Linked DNA regions of Homo sapiens: region 2 is linked to region 1. A link is a loop called in an ENCODE intact Hi-C map of the cell type or tissue named here. Cell type or tissue: heart left ventricle. All regions are shown on one strand. Region 1 overlaps SHB (SH2 domain containing adaptor protein B). Region 2 overlaps SHB (SH2 domain containing adaptor protein B).

Region 1 (2,500 bases):
CACTGCTTCCACACACAAGAACACCTACACACACACACACACACACACACACAGCCCTCAGTGGTCCACACTGCTTCCACACACAAGAACACCTACACACACACACACACACACACACAGCCCTCAGTGGTCCACACTGCTTCCACACACAAGAACACCTACACACGCACACGCACACGCGACCTCTCTCTTGCTTGCCATAGCAGGGTCCTCCCACACAGGCCAGGCAGCCCCGATGAGGCTAAGAGTTTCTCAGCTCTCCTGCTTTTTCCACCCACCCAGTAGCATGAAGATGTGGCTGCCCTCTCCTGAATGAGATACAAGGGTTCCAGAGCCTTCGCCAGGCACCAGCTGGTCTGAATGAACTAGAAGTTTGACGACTGTCATCCCTGGCCCACCTGGGCAGAGCACAAGGGGCCGAGTTTGAATGTCATCAGCAGGTTCAGACATCAGCGCTGCTCATGTCTTTAGAGACTGTTTGGAGGTGGTTCCAGCTCACTGTTCACATGCAGAGACACAGGCCCGGAGAAGGAGGACTCGCCAAGGCCACGTGTCGAGCTGGGACTGAGCCCTGCCCCTTTAGGTAGCTGCGTGGACTTCAGCGGTTTGTGCAAAGCCCTGCCCTTGGTGACCCGCCTTTAGTGACCAGTCTGCCTCTTGGGTCTTCCTCCCAGGCCTTGTCTGGCACGTCCACGTGGCCCAGCCCTCATAGAGACCACGCTGGCTGTGGCCTGGGTTTAATCTCTTAAAGAAGCCAATCCTTTCCTTGCCTGTTTGGCATTTCCTAAAACATCCCTCAATGAGGGAGGAAGGCAGGGACACCCTGGAACGATTCGTGCTTTCCTTTGGGGGAGTGGGAAGGTAGGTGGGAAATGACAAGATGAGTGAGGAGTTGGCACTTGGCCAAACAGAGGAGCCTGGACCCCAAGGCTTATTCTCAGAGGAGGCCCAAGAGAGGCTGAGGAAGAGGGGGAACAACCCTCCGGCGGGGGAGGAGGGTGAGACCTCACACTGGCAAGTTCAGGTCCAGCCACTTCCTGAGGCTGCTGGGTGGGGCCGCACCTCACGGTCCTTCCCTGTAGACCATCTTCCCGGGCACATTGCTCCTCAGAAAAGGCTCTGGGAGGGTCTCAGTGGAAGCTGGCAGCTGTGCCCTCTGGCCCTGACTTGGCCTCTTAGGGTATTCCTGGGACCCTCCCTCTGTCCCTGGCCTTCGTCTTCCTGAAGTTTCCCTGGGAGGCCCAACCTCCTGCCCCTCTCAGGGACAGAGGCCAGCAGAGGAGCCAGCTTACAGGATGGGAGCTGCTGAAAAGAATTTTTTTCCCTTAATTTTATGAACCTCTCCCTCTTCTTCCTCTAATTGTGACCGTTTCCTGTGTCAGCCTGTATTCATGTTTTCTTGGACATCTAACAATTGAAACAGCTTTTCCCTTTCAGAAACACTCACATTCAGGTTACTGGCTTTGGTTTGGTTTTTGTTTTGGGTTTGTTTTTTTTTTTTTTCATCTGCTGCCAATTAATTGGGGAAAAAATTGAGCTGGATTTCTTTGAGAGAAAAGAAAAGCTCCTGCCACACAACGTCGCGCCCTCGGCATTTTGTCTGAGAACCTCCAGCACTAGCGGCTGTTTCTGTGTCTCCCTTCTTTGCTGGCTTTATTATTGACCATAATGCCTGCCCACTTGAGCAACTCTGTCCTTGAGCGCTGAGGAGTCAAGGGCCCTTCTGGCAGCCCCCCAAACAGGATGGCGCCCACAGAAAGAAAGGAGGCTTTGTAGGGGAAGAGGGCCCCACCGCCTGCCAGTCCCGTCCTGAAGTCAGAAGAATGGCCCAGGCTGACACCCTCTCCTGGAGAGAGGCTCACAGCGTAGCTGTTCCCAGGAAAGGGGTGCAAAGACTCCGAGGCTTCAGGAGGCAGGCCCTGTCCTCACAGGGCGGCTGTGGGCCGGGGCCCCTCTGTGGCCTGAGAGTGAGCAGGAGGGAAACCTGAAGCAGCTACCCGCAAGGCGTCCGGTCAACAGGGTGGAGCTGCAGGCTCCCTCTGCCCATTCCCAGAACCAGCGGCCCCCTTTGTAAGATGCTGAACACGAAGTTCCGGTAGCTCCCCAGACGCTGTCTCAGAAGTGGTGATATCATTGACCAAGGGCCTGGCAAGGACCGGCAGCCAGGGTCCCCATTTGCTCTTGCAGCCCTAGGGACTGTGCAGGTAGAAGCCCTGCCAGCAGAGCAGGCTGGCGTTTGGTGTTGGCCCACAGACACCCGTGAAGGGTCATGGCCGAATCAGGCAGCTGTCCAGCCAACTGTCTCTCCACCCTTCCAGAATTGGTGATCAGCGAAGACCAAATTCGGCAAGCCATCCAGAGGGAGTGCAGGGCGCACAGTCTTAGATGTGGGCGCACCTCCCAGAACCCCACGGGGACTTGTTCACAGGCGCGCTTGCAGGAGGGCAAGCCCCTTGGTCCTGGAACACAGGTGCCCCTTGGCCTTTCCACCTCCCTCCTT
Region 2 (2,500 bases), 52 kb before region 1:
CTATGAAGCAAAAGTGCCTTCCAGCTTTCAAAGCACTGTCCCGAATTGCGTTCAAGAAAAGCACCTCTCAGGCACTGCCTCAGCATTCTCCACCGGGGCGCCCTTCTTGGGCAGTGTTTCTGGAAGTCAGCGCCTTCCTTCCCATCTCATCAGGCTGGGGCTGCCACCGCGGAAGGCTCAGTTATCACTTCCCAGTTGTCACAAAAACAGCTCTTAGAGTGTGTGAGGTGGCCCCAACTTCTTAGGAATGAAAGTTTCCCCTTCTCTGAGAATGGCTGACATGGAATTTAATTAAGGATTCAGAGAGTTGTTGGTGAGAAATACTTGGAGCCGTCCAAACAGCAAACCCTGGGTGTTCGTTGCCTGCTCTTCTCCAGGAAGCTGACTGTGGCCTCACCAGACCCCCACTCCCACTTGTCGGATCCCAATCCCCAGGACAATGCCCAGTCAGGTTCCACCACGGGCTGCTGGCTGCAGGGAGTGGACTGCAGCTCTGCCTCCACAGGGAAGTGATGTGGCTTCCATCAAGCTGTCAGCCCCCTTCCCACCCGGCAGAGACACCAGCCTTCCAGAGCAGGCTAGACTCTGTTCCTGGCCCACTTTGAATCACCCCAGGAGTCTTTACAGCAACCAGCAAGGCCAGCAGTTGGGTCTAGAAATGGCCTTCTTGCTCTGTCCCCAACCCACCCCCGCCAGGTGCAGCTTGGGCCCACACGAGGCCTATGTGGCACCCCCTGCCCAATGTTGGGAAGGGGACAAGGAGCCTTGGATGATGTCATGGTGTCTGGGGGTGGTGCAGGTTGGTGTGGCAGGTCTACCTGGTTGCCAGGCTGTGTGGCACAGATTGCAAGATGGACAAATGGAACCTGAGCAGAAAGTGGCCACGTAGGGAGGGGCCCACAGGCAGGGACCAAGGAGCCGGGGTGGATAGCCTGTAGAAGCAGACCTCGGTGGAGGTGGCAAAGACACCAAATCGGTGTCTTCACACCTCTGAAGGACCAGTGTGAGGACTGGGCATGAACATGTCCTGGGAGTCTCAGTTTCTCCACCTGGGAAGTAAGACCAGTAGTTCCCACTTCAGAAGGGTCTTGGTGAGATTTGATGGGTATCACATCAGGAAAGTACTGGCATTGTTGCTAGCATTTACTGAGCACTTTCTGTGTGCATTCTCTCATTCAATCCTCATAATCACCCTCTGGGAGGTTAGTTTCCTCCTTTTACAGATAAGGAAGCTAAGGTCCCATGAGAAGAAATAACTTGGCTGGGGGCCCAGCCCATGGCTGGTCAGCAGCAGAGCCGGACTTTGAACCTGTCAGCTCCAACTCCAGAGCCCCTGCCCTAACCCAGTCAAATGTCTGGCCTCTCTGGTGCTATCCAAGATGCTGCAGGAAATATGATTGGAGCTCTCATCCCCCCACAGCCCTCAAGAGGTATCGCATGCCCTTCATCTCACTTGCACTAATTTCTTCATCTCACTTGCACTAATTTCTGCGACATCTACACCAGGATATGTAACTGGGTGGTGGCTTCCCACCTGAAATGGATCCAGTCAGGGTTTCTGTGGGGGACTGGGTTCTGGAGGTTCGTGCTTTCATTGGAGGGGGACCAGCGCCATCCCATGGGTTGGTCTTCTCCTACCACCACTCAGCACAGAGAGGGGCCCGTATACCATAGAGTCCCACATACCATAGAGTCCCACTCCCTGTCCTTCTGGGGAAACTAAGGCTCAGAGTGGAGAAGGGAACAGCTGGAGACCTCATGGCAGAGCCAGTCAGGCCATACATAGAGGAATGACCAGCATTTCCTTTTAACCCAGTGAGTAAACGGCTATGTCTTTAATAATTTGCACTTGTATCTGAGAAGTAAGTAACTGCAGCTCTTGAGCTTGATAGAGGAGCCAGATGACAGGAGGGTGTGTGAAGGGCACCCCCCAGACCTTCTTGAGAAACTAAGTCATCTCATTTCGATTCACCATCTGAAGCTTTGTCTCCGTGAAAGTTACTCTTCAGGCAGTGTCCTTGGCTCAGCCAGGTCTGCCTCATAGCAAAGATAAAAGACACATGACTCAAATACTGCTCAGCATACTTATTTTGGGTACTTATCTGTCTTCCCCACTAGCTCCTTGGCAGATTTCTCTGCCCTAGAAGTTTAGGACAGTGTCTTGCATGTTGGGACCCATGGGGCAATGGGATGAGTCAGACAGTCCCAAGTTCACATGCCGGCTCCACCCTTCACCACTTCGGGACCTGAGACAGACTGTTCAGTCTCCCTGAGCCTTAGTTTACTTATCTGTAAAATGGGGATGGTCACAACTTCTCACACTGGATCTCTGTGTTGATTAAATAAAAACAAAAGATCTGAATGAAAAGACATGGTAAGCCCTAAAGGATCATTTGGTGTTTTGGTTTTCAGAATTGGTTTTGGTGTTCAGAGGGGGCTTGCTGTATTACATAAAATTCAATTTAACATAAAAACCATGTTGCATAAAGAAGTACTTAGT

What was found. Peaks named below come from ENCODE experiments on the same cell type or tissue, not always from the same donor. Only the 100,000 strongest peaks of a DNase experiment are listed, where the experiment ranks them.
Region 2: it touches region 1 in a loop (4-fold over the local background); 19 of 110 quality-filtered maps call a loop at or near these places.

The regions. Positions count from the first base shown.
Region 1 is chr9:37,916,041-37,918,540 of GRCh38, reverse strand. It overlaps SHB (SH2 domain containing adaptor protein B), which reads left to right. Exons shown (of 6, transcript NM_003028.3): 6 at 1-2,500. Among named protein-coding and RNA genes, the nearest start is that of SLC25A51, 13 kb to the right of the region's middle. In heart left ventricle, no CTCF peak of the experiment used is centred here; no DNase peak of the experiment used is centred here; H3K27ac peaks cover 2,124 bases.
Region 2 is chr9:37,968,082-37,970,581 of GRCh38, reverse strand. The region is part of intron 3 of SHB (SH2 domain containing adaptor protein B); the gene reads left to right. Among named protein-coding and RNA genes, the nearest start is that of SLC25A51, 65 kb to the right of the region's middle. In heart left ventricle, no CTCF peak of the experiment used is centred here; a DNase peak (open chromatin) is centred at 1,281.